Linked DNA regions of Homo sapiens: region 1 is linked to region 2. The links are chromatin contacts, found by Hi-C or POLR2A ChIA-PET in ENCODE. All regions are on one chromosome and are shown on one strand. Each heading gives the region's core, a stretch centred on a gene start or an enhancer-like site at or near the end of the contact. The rest is flanking DNA. Distances are from core to core; before and after follow the strand shown.

The links. A loop is a pair of places that touch in the nucleus more often than their neighbours do. ChIA-PET counts read pairs that join two places held with the same protein, here RNA polymerase II (POLR2A). Pooled maps may share reads with other maps.
Region 1: a map of heart left ventricle shows a loop between it and region 2 (2.1-fold over the local background). The contact joins two enhancer-like sites. A Hi-C loop is called at or near these places in 5 of 168 maps with a recorded cell type or tissue (Caco-2, PC-9, heart left ventricle and 1 more) and 8 of 50 pooled maps. POLR2A ChIA-PET finds 5 or more read pairs at or near these places in 1 of 52 experiments (H1).

What each region holds. Positions count from the first base shown.
Region 1 is chr14:102,213,302-102,220,235 of GRCh38, forward strand. It overlaps a transcript of WDR20 not described here and a transcript of MOK not described here. Among named protein-coding and RNA genes, the nearest start is that of WDR20, 77 kb to the left of the region's middle. Within about 2 kb of position 1,935, at least 9 of the 41 ENCODE cell types and tissues checked have a DNase peak (open chromatin) inside an H3K27ac peak, as active enhancers do.
Region 2 is chr14:102,044,806-102,048,414 of GRCh38, forward strand. DYNC1H1 (dynein cytoplasmic 1 heavy chain 1) reads left to right here. Exons shown (of 78, transcript NM_001376.5): 73 at 3,012-3,223. Among named protein-coding and RNA genes, the nearest start is that of HSP90AA1, 40 kb to the right of the region's middle. Within about 2 kb of position 1,711, at least 8 of the 41 ENCODE cell types and tissues checked have a DNase peak (open chromatin) inside an H3K27ac peak, as active enhancers do.

The DNA.
Region 1 (6,934 bases), core at 685-3,184, 170 kb after region 2:
AGCAAATGCATGTGCAGGAGTAGACACTTTACAAATAACCAGTAGCCTTGGGGTCGAAATTTGCTTAAATCATGGTAAAGGATCTCATTTCTCTTTTGTGCTGATTGAACCTTCTAGCAGTTTGGAAGTGTTTTCCTGTGAACCCTTAGCTGGGGACTGAGGGTAAATGCCTTAAAAATGGAGGCATGGAAAATCAGAAAGGAGCTATCACAATCATTCTTTTCTCAAAGGCGTTCAGGAATTCTGAGGAAGAAATGCAGTGACAGGATGGGATTTTAGGGGCAAGGACACCGTCCGGGCGGGGCCCAGGGCTCTCCACTGGCTGACTTCACCCCCAGGGCCCAGCTGGCACGTGGCCAGGCAGCCATTTCTCCCCAGTTCCTCCACTTCCTGGGGTTCATTTTAAATAATAAATTGTAAAGTATGAAATGAGTGCTGAAGTTGCCTGCATACAAGGTCCTCATCACCTCTCGCCTGGGAGGGAGACGTTTTCTTTCTTTGTTGAGCGAGCTCAAAGTGTGAGGCGGAGAAAACCTAGGGGTTGGGGGCGGCTGGAGAAGGGATCCACGGAAACCCAAGCGCCACATCATGCGTGTCTGACTGCCCACGGAAGAACTAGAAGCAGTTCACCAGTGGATTTTCTGGGGAACGATTCATGGAACACAGCGTCTGGCGTCCAGCTTTGTGGGTGAGGGCATGGCGGGGGATCCGGTGGCCCTGCCCTGCCTCCGGTGCCGGTGGATGGGGGAGGGACTGGCCTCTGACTGCGGGGTTGCACCATGGCGGCGGTCGGTGTGCCCTTGGCTGAGGTTTCGTTCCTTAGCAGTGAGAACCTCCACATGCGTGGGTAGGGGTCGGGTGACCTGGAGACGCCTCCTCCGGTCTGGTCTGGGTGACAAAGGTGAAGGTTTATAGTCTACCACCCTGGCAGCAGCCTGCAGGGCCCCCCCTTGTCTGGAGCACACCCTTCGCCACGGGCTGATTGGGACTGTCGGGTGTTGCTTTAAGTTAACAAGGTGCACATCACAGCGACCCCAAGTGATGTCCCAAAGGGAGGAGACATTAGTCTGGCCGAAGTGAAGTCTGTGGCTTTATATGTAAAAGCACTCGTATGCAACTGTTACCTTTGAAACTCAGATCCTAGTTACGAACTATAAGAACGTGCCCCTCCAGTAGAGGGAGACTGTCTCACTGATGTTGATTTCTTTATTCATTTCCGCATCTGTTACACGAACTTCGTGTCATAAATTGCTATCCTTTCATTTGAAAGTGTAAAAAATTTCCTGCATTTTTATCATTTCTGTATACTTGAGTTTATTAGAGATTGTTATGTTAGGCGACACTGTATAAAATTGTATGGATATTTTGAGTGAAAATCAAAAGTAAAATTCACATGTATTTCCTTTTTTATATTTTCATCCAATTTCTTGACAACTTGAATAAATTTCATAAAGAGCCTTCCTAACATGAAATATTGGTAAATTAAATTCTTTACTGTTGCAATAATTAATGAAACTTTAGTATCAGTATTGTTTTATAATTTTAAGGAAATCATGTTTGTTTCACTGCTTTGTTTTTTTTTTTAGCTGTTGCCTTGTCACTGTCACAGCTAACAAGACTTACTACATACTTGATATTCTGAAGTACTGTGGGGCTGTCCTCTGTATACTGACATTAAATAAACGTGTGTGAGTGAACTGTAAATGTAGATAATTTTCAGTAGTCATTTTCACATCTAAGCTTTAAAAATCCCAGTGAACCAAAACCAGAAAAGTTTTTAAATGCTGTAAAATTAAGGACCTTGTTAATGTTTATAGAACAGCCAGCCACCGGAATTGCTCCCTCTTACTAAAGCTGACTGTTTCTCATAGTTGGCAGCGTACTCGATGAAATGTTCTGCGTCTCAGATACTGTTTTATGTGGTCCTCCTCTGTGCCAACTCCAGTCCGGGAGAAGGACTGTTGATTGGCGTTTCGGCTGAGCTGTGTAGAGGCTTCTGTTTAATGAGAATGCAGACATTCTGAAGTCGTCCTGGGCCACGAGCTGGCTTTTGTTACATGGACTCACTATCCCGGATGCTGGACATCCGACATTCTGTCCAGCCACCCAGCCAGCAGCTGGGAGAGTGGAGAAGGTAGCGGCTGGTAGGCTGCTTGCTTTTTTTTATTTTGCTGTAAGTTCTGGGATATATGTGCTGAACGTGCAGGTTTGTTACATAGGGATGCATGTGCCACGGTGGTTTGTTGCGCCCATCAACCCGTCATCTATGTTTTAAGCCCCGCATGCATTAGGTATTTTTCCTTATGCTCTCCCTCCCCTTGCCCCCAGGTAGGCTGCTTTCAGTAGGAGCTCTTTTCCTGGCTAGAGTTCATTGTCTGCCTACTCCTCATCTTGAATAGTGTTTGCTTAAGGCTTTGTGCTGGCGTGAGGTTGTCCTGCTGTAGACACCAGGCCCGTCGTCGGTGCAGAGCGCTTCCTACACAGGGCAGTGGGGGACGTTCCATTTGGGATGAGAAGAACTCATGATTTACATTGTCTTACTATGAAATACCATCCCTCACTCTTGACAGACGACGTAGCTGATCTGAGCAGCGCCCTGGCACCCGCAGGCCTACCCCCCTGCCTGAGGTGTGATGAGTGAGGGCGAGCTGGCCTCAGACACAGCCCTTCCTCAGGCCCTTGTGCTCCCATTTAATTGTCACTTCCCTGCTGTGTCATGAGACATCCAGGTCCCACTCAGCCGCCTCTGCATGTTGGCAGCCGGCTGAGCCCTGTGCTCTGCCTCCAGCACGTTCATCGGGTGGGGAACTCCCAGAAGCTTCCCACGGTGCTGTCTCTGGAGTGCGGGGTCAGCAGAGCCTCCAGTGCTGAACTATCTGCACTTTTTGTCTTGAGTCTGGGCTGTCAAAGCGGAGGGAACATTCAGACCTACAGCTCTCAAAAGCGGCCTCCTGGGGCCTACGACTGCCACAAGAGTGCACAGGGCTCTGTTCTTAGCACTGAACAGGGCGTTTTGGTTTGTGTTTTTTGAGACAGGGTCTCGCTCTGTTGCCCGAACATGGCTCACTGAAGCCTTGACCTCCTGGGCTCAGTGATCCTCCCATCTAGGCCTCTTGAGTAACTGGGACCATAGGCACACACCACCAAACTCAGCTAATTTTTGTGTATTTTTATTTCTGTAGGTACAGGGTCTTGCCATGTTGCCCAGGCTAGCACTGAGTAGATTTTAAGCCCTAAAGACTATTAAGTTGACAGCAAGTTTTGTTTTTTTAAGAAAACCATGACATTTTGGTCTTTTAAAAATAGCTAGTTTGTACCTTCAAAAAAATAAAAATAGCTAGTTCTCAGCTGGGCATGGTGGCTCATGCCTGTAATCCCAGCACTTTGGGAGGCCGAGGCGGGTGGATCACCTGAGCCCAGGAGTTTGAGACCAGCCCAGCCATCATGGCAAACCCCCATCTGTACTAAAAATACAAAAATTAGCCGGGCGTGGTGGCGGGCGCCTGTAGTCCCAGCTACTCGGAAGGCTGAGGCACCATGAAAATCACTTGAACCCAGGAGGTGGAGGTTGCAATGAGTCGAGATGGCGCCACTGCACTCCAGCCTGGGCGACAGAGCGAGACTCTGTCTTAAAGAAAAAAAATAGCCATTTCTCCATGTGTGGCTGCCTGTCAGAATTAATGGATTCTGAACCCAGGGGTCTCTGGAGACGAATGGACCATCTAGAGGCTCTCAGCTCCCTACCACCCCTTCCAGGGTCAGTGGCCTCCAAAACCAGCCTCCCCTTTTAGGTGGGGGGCAGCATAAGCAAAATCCTCTTTGAAGTTACTCAAGCTAGAAAGGCTTTATGGAGACTAAGTGGGGTCCCTTCTTCCTGCCCCACACAGTAGAGAGGATTGCAGGGCCAAGTGGGTCCCAGGAGCGGGAGGGCCTCCAGTGACAGCCCGGGCCGGTGCTGGTCTCCATCAGTGAACGGGATCACGATGAAGGCCCACTGACTTGCACACGTTCTCTCTGATGCTTTTCTTCCACCTTCAGATCGCAGCGGAGCCCTTAGATGGTCGTGCCCTTCATCTGCGTGGTCTTTCCCCGGAAGTCTGAAGAGTACAATCCTTTTCTCTGGGTGGCTTTTCTCATTAGATGCCAGGTTGAGTGGCATCTGGGCAAGTGTGGCCCCTCACTGTCACCTGTCAGTGGACAGGTTAAAGCTGGCAGAGGTACGTGGTCCACTGCCCAGCTATAACTGAGGTCCCAAGCCAAACTGCACGGCAAGTCTGGGGCAGAGATGGGTCCCGACGTCCCTGGGCTGGGCCCAGGGTTCCCGGCTCTGTGGCTCACGTGCCGCTTGTGTGATGTAGAGACTGGCTTCGGGTGCCGTGAATAAACCATGGCTGCTTTCTCCAGGTTTGCTTTGGTTCCTTTCTGTTGTGGTCTGTGTAGTGAGAATGGTGGGAGTCTTGCACGTGAGCAGTTAAGGAGTGTGTTCAGAGCTGGAAGTCTTGGTTCTGAGAGCAGGCTAGCCTGGTCATAGTTCTCATCGTTTCCGCACCGTCTCTAAAAAGGTGTCGCTTTGCAAATAACATTTAACTCGTGTTCTCCCCAGGGTGAGATTCTGCCAGGAGCACCTGCCACAGAGGCCAGCATTGGAGCCTCAGGGGCTACGTGCAGGGCCAAGGCTGGCCTTCTCCCTCTGGGGGACGCCAGTGGAGGTGACCTCCACAGCACGCCGGCCAGCTGGCACCAAGCTCCCGGATGTTGTGGCTGTGTAGAACCAGATTCTGTCTTGTGGTACTTTGTCCACGATCTCAGGAGAGAAGCGCTAGTCTGCCCGCCCGCGTGCCTGCCATGAAACGGGTCCCAGGGCCTGTGTGCGTCTTACTTTTGTTTGGGTTGGAAAGGGTGACCTTGGGGGTTGAATGACCAGAGAGGGTATTGAACAGTCCCAGGTGGATGAGGGATGAGCTGGCGCCCAGCCCACACTCTCATCCACATCCCACAGCTGTCTCCTTGAGGTTCTGTCTTCTCTGACACTCACAGGCCAGGGGTCGTGGGGGTCAGAAGGGGAAGCCCTCCCAGAACCCAGAGCTAGGAGACCGTCCAGGCCTGACAGAGCTTCAGGACATGTCCTTTCTCTGACGTGGCCTGTGGCCCTCACAGTCCTATCTGGCTGTCAGAATCTCCAGTCCGAGCAGCACCTGCAGGGGCAGGAACATGGCCTTGCTGCTTTATTGTAAATTGTTTTGAACCAAAATATTTTTCATATATATTCTGGTGCAACAAGGTGTAATTCTCTTAACTTAGTATTATAAATTAGAATCAAACCCAAACCAAGAGCTGGAGTATTTTTTTATCACTTAATTTTGAACTGAAGTCTCTAGCGGGAATAAAACAGTGACTCTGCGGGGAGCCAAGCAGCTGACTAATATTAGAGCCAAGGCTTGCCCCGTTCCTCTCACGGTGTGGGGGCTGATGGGACGCCGTGCAGATTCTGCCTGGGGAGCTCCTTTGCCTGATGGCAACTGGTAAAGCCTGGAATTGCCAGCTGTCCTGCTTCTGGTGCACAGCCCAGCAGCTCCCGCACGCTGCTGAGCACAGGTGAAGCGTGGGCGGGCTCCCCTTGCCAGGTCCTCCGTCGGCCGGGCCGGGCCTTGCCCCTTTTCTCCCATGAAAAGGAAGCAGAAGGACAGGGTAAAACCCCACTCCCTCCCTGAAGAGCAGGCGGATTGGGGCAGCAGGGTCCCTGTCACCGGGAGTTTGACACGGATGACCATTTGGGCAGTGGATCCCCCACGCTGTGCTCTCGAGGGAAGCTGCAGCCGGGATCCTTCCATGGGGGCCTAGGTGTCTGTTTCTCGTCTTCCTCTTCTACCACCTGATAATCTTTAGACTGAATCACAGGCAGATAGAAACAAGGTGACTTTTTTCATTTGATTCTCTTTTGAATGGCGCTTTTTCCTCCTGTTGCCTCCAGTGTTCACCACGGCAAAGTGAGTCCATCTCCAGCAAGTGACAGGTGCCAAGATGAAGGGTCCAGTGACTCGCACAAGTCCTCAGCGGCATGCAGGGCGCCGAGGCCCCTTCCCTGCCACCCGGAGTGCTGTGTCGCACCCCCTGCTTCTGGGCATGCCTGGCACTGATGCCAACGCAGGGCCACAGCAGGCCCAGCACACTCCAGGGCTTGTGCCTGCAGGACTGTCTCCTGGGGCTTGCTGGGGTCACTGCTGGAGAACTGGAGGCCGGGCCCTTTGGGCCTTCGCTTCGCCTTCCGGTTAACTCCTCTTAGAGACCACCGTTTTCCCCTTTGCTCTGACGGGCGGGCTCCAGGGAGTCCCTGGTCAAGCACCCTGGGGTCCTCTTGGGTTTTTCACCGGTGGCCAACGTGCTTCCTGAGTGCTGCAGCATGGGGACCCTGAGTTTTGATCATGGGCACATTCTCTGCATGGCGATGCATTCTAAAAGAACTGTTAACCAGGGCTGCCATCAAAAGGGCGAAGCCTGCTAACGGGAACCCCCAGTTCCGTTATGCCAGTATGGACTACAGAAGACGAGAGGAGGACAGGTTTGAGGGCGGTTGATTCAAGATCTCTCTGGAAGCTGGGCCCAGTGGAGAGTGGGACAGTGGAGGGCATGAAGGTGGTTCTAGTTGGCTCCTAGCTGCCACCACAATTGGCATCAAGGCGTTAGCCAGCAGAAACTGGAGAATGAGTGTGCATTTGTTTTGTGCTAATGGGAGAATAGGAAGCCTGCAGCCCTCGCGTTGGGTCGCTTTCTAGGGGTGCGGCTTTGTAGGGACCAGCTGGCGGAAGCAGCGTGTCCCTCAACATCAGGCTCTGGCAGCCTGGTGGCTGCGCCACCTCTGCGTCTCAGCAGCCGCCCTCCCCTGGGAGTGATGGAAAGCAGCCGAGTCCTCTGGGGCCTCACACTCAGTGAGAGG
Region 2 (3,609 bases), core at 461-2,960:
CAGGGCCCTCCCTGGTTATGCTGGGTGTGGCTCTGTCAGCCTCGGCCTTCCTGCCAGTCTCCAGCTGCTCCTAGCTCCACTCCGAGGGGAGGCAGAGGAAAGAACTGGCTCTTCTCTGCAGCATCAACTCAGTTCTAGAGAAAAGGCTTGATATTTATGTAAATGAGCCTAGAAATAACATTTAGATGTTCATCTCATATTGAAAAGCAGTTACTGGCTGGGCACACTGGCTCACACCTATAATCCCAGCACTTTGGGAGGCCAAGGCGGGCAGATCACTCGAGGTTAGGATTTCCAGACCAGCCTGGTCAACATGGCAAAACCTCGTCTCTACTAAAAATACAAAAATTAGGTGAGCATGGTGGCAGGCACCTGTAATCCCAGCTACTCAGGAGGCTGAGGCAGGAGAATTATTTGAACCCGGGAGATGGAGGTTGCAGTGAGCCGAGATCACATCACTCTACTCTAGCCTGGGCAACAGAGTGAGACTCTGTCTCAAAAAAAAAAAAAAAAGCCGGGCGCAGTGGCTCACGCCTATAATCCCACTATAATCCCAGCACTTTGGGAGGCTGAGGTGGATGGATCACCTGAGGTCAGGAGTTCGAGACCAGCCTGGCCAACATGGTGAAATCCCATCTCTACAAAAAATACAAAAACTAGCCAGGTGTGGTGGTGGGTGCCTGTAATCCCAGCTACTCTGGAGGCTGAGGCAGGAGAATCTCTTGAACCCGGGAGGCAGAGGTTTCAGTGAGCTGAGAACGCGCCATTGCACTCCAGCTTGGGCAACAGAACAAGATTCTGTCTCAAAAAAGAAAAAAGAAAATCAGTTTCTTTTTTTTTTCTTCAAGAGTTGAAAAGTACCTGATATTAAGTGATTTTTTAAAACCATTCATCTTCCCTAGAATTTTTTAGCAGTCTTTGTTTCCTTTTCACTTACTTACAAGATGTTTTTTAAGACTTCAAGTGCTGTGAGCCAGAAGGGAGCTAAGAAATTCTCTAAGCCAGTGGCTCTCATAGTGTGGCTCCCAAACCAGCAGCAGCAGCAGCCTCCCCAGAACTTCTTAGAAATGCAGGTTCCCAGCCGGGCACGGTGGCTCAAGCCTGTAATCCCAGCACTTTGGGAGGCCGAGGTGGGCGGATCACAAGGTCAGGAGATGGAGACCATCCTGGCTAACACGGTGAAACCCCGTCTCTACTAAAAATACAAAAAAAATTAGCCGGGTGTGGTGGCGGGCACCTGTAGTCCCAGCTACTCAAGAGGCTGAGGCAGGAGAATGGCGTGAACCCGGGAGGGGGAGCTTGCAGTGAGCCGAGATGGCACCACTGCACTCCAGCCTGGGCGACAGAGCAAGACTTTGTCTCAAAAAAAAAAAAAAAGAAATGCGGGTTCCCAGGCCCTGCCCAGGCGCACTCTATCAGGACAGGGGATGGGCCCAGCAACTGGCCTTCACAAAGCCTCCAAGCACTACACGTGGGGTTGACAGCAGCTGATCAAATCTCAACTTTTTCTTATGGGAAAAAGTCACGAAAAGCTAAGAAGACAAGAAAAGCTAAGAAGACAAGGGCATTGCTGAAACTCACAGCTGGTTAACAGGACAGAATCAGGAGGGATAAGCCAGGCGAGCTGGGCGGGTCTGGAGGGAAAGCCAAAGCCAGGCGAGCTGGGCGGGTCTGGAGGGAAAGCCAGGCGAGCTGGGCGGGTCTGGAGGGAGAGCCAGGCGAGCTGGGCGGGTCTGGAGCACACTGCAGGCACCACAAGGCTCGGGGTAATCCCAGCCACATGGTGGCAGTCACAGGCCAAGGGACACTGTGGTGACCAGTTTTCTGAGTTAAGAGGGCAGGTGGCACCCCCTCCTGGAGCGCCTCTCGAGCACGCACTCATTCATGGTCGGGCTGAAAGCCGGCCGGGGCTTGGCCCAGGTCTCACAGTGAACCCAAACCCAGGGTCCTGAAGAGCCTTCCTTGAGTCTTTGGACTCGGGCTGCTGGTTCCGTTTTTTTTTTTTTGCTTTGAGACTGAGTCTTGCTCTGTCACTCAGACTGGAGTGCAGTGGTGCAATCAGAGCTCACTGCAGCCTCAGCTTTCTGGGCTCAAGCGATCCCCCCACCTCAGCCTTCCAAGTAGCTGGGACCACAGGTGCCACCACCACACCTGCCTTTCTAATTTTTTGTAGAGATGAGGGTCTCACTATGTTGCCCAGGCTAGTCTTGAACCCCTGAGCTCTAGAGATGCTCCCGCTTCCGCCTCCCACAGTGCTGGGACTGTGGGCGTGAGCCACTGTGGCTGTCTTGCTGGTGCTGGGACTGTGGGCGTGAGCCACTGTGGCTGTCTTGCTGGGTCAGTTTTAACAGTCATGTTCTCGACCTGGTAACAATTCTTATTCTGTATCTGTCTCCTTAGCTTTCTGGTCAGGCCATTGTCTGTGCTTTAAAAACATACATGACTGGCCAGGCATGGTGGCTCATGCCTGTAATCCCAGCACTTTGGGAGGCCAAGGCGAGCAGATCACCTGAGGTCAGGAGTTCAAGACCAGCCTGGCCAGCATGGTGAAACCCTGTCTCTACTAAAAATACAAGAAAAAATTAGCCAGGCGCGGTGCCACATGCCTGTAATCCCAGCTACTTGGGAGCCTGAGTCAGGAGAATCACTTGAACCCAGGAGGCAGAGGTTGCAGTGAGCCAAGGTCACGCCACTGCACTCCAGTCTGGGTGACAGAGCGAGACTCCATCTCAAAAATATATATATACACACACACACACATATATATATACATACACATACGTATATATATATACACATATATGTATATATACACGTGTGTGTGTGTGTGTGTGTGTATATATATATATATATATATATGTACACACGGCTGAGCACCTTCCAGATTTTGCTGCAGTTCCCAGTGTGGACTCACTCACCATGTGGCCTTTACGTTCAAGTCCCTTTTCCCTCTGTGATTTCTTGCCCGTCCCCTCCCTCCTTCCTGCTGCGACTGTGGGACTGTGGCCCAGGTGTGGACATGATCAGTAAAATGCTGAAGATGCAGATGTTGGAGGATGAGGACGACCTGGCCTACGCAGAGACTGAGAAGAAGACGAGGACAGACTCCACGTCCGACGGGCGCCCTGCCTGGATGCGGACACTGCACACCACCGCGTCCAACTGGCTGCACCTCATCCCCCAGACGCTGAGCCACCTCAAGCGCACCGTGGAGAATATCAAGGTAGCTGGGAGGGTGGCGGGCCGGCCAGGTCTCAAGGTCCCAGGTGCTGGGTATGGTCATGGACCATTGTTCCATGGACCATTGGTTCCACTGTGCCGGACGGAACGTACTCACACCGGTGTCACCTCAGAGCAGGTGTCCAGCTGAGCCCAGGCATTGGGCAAGATGAGTTGGCCCTTTTGAAATGGACTGAAAACACCCTAGAAGATTGTGAGATAGGCAGACAGCGCCACAGCGAGCAGCCGCAGCCCTTCCTCCCTAGAGAGCCCCGAGAGCTGCGACTCGGGCAGGGGCCTCAGCGGGTTTCTGAGCAGCCTCAGCTTCACACAAGCTCGGTTCCAAGTCACGCTCTGCCAAAGCTGTCCGTGACCCTGGACAGTTCGGAA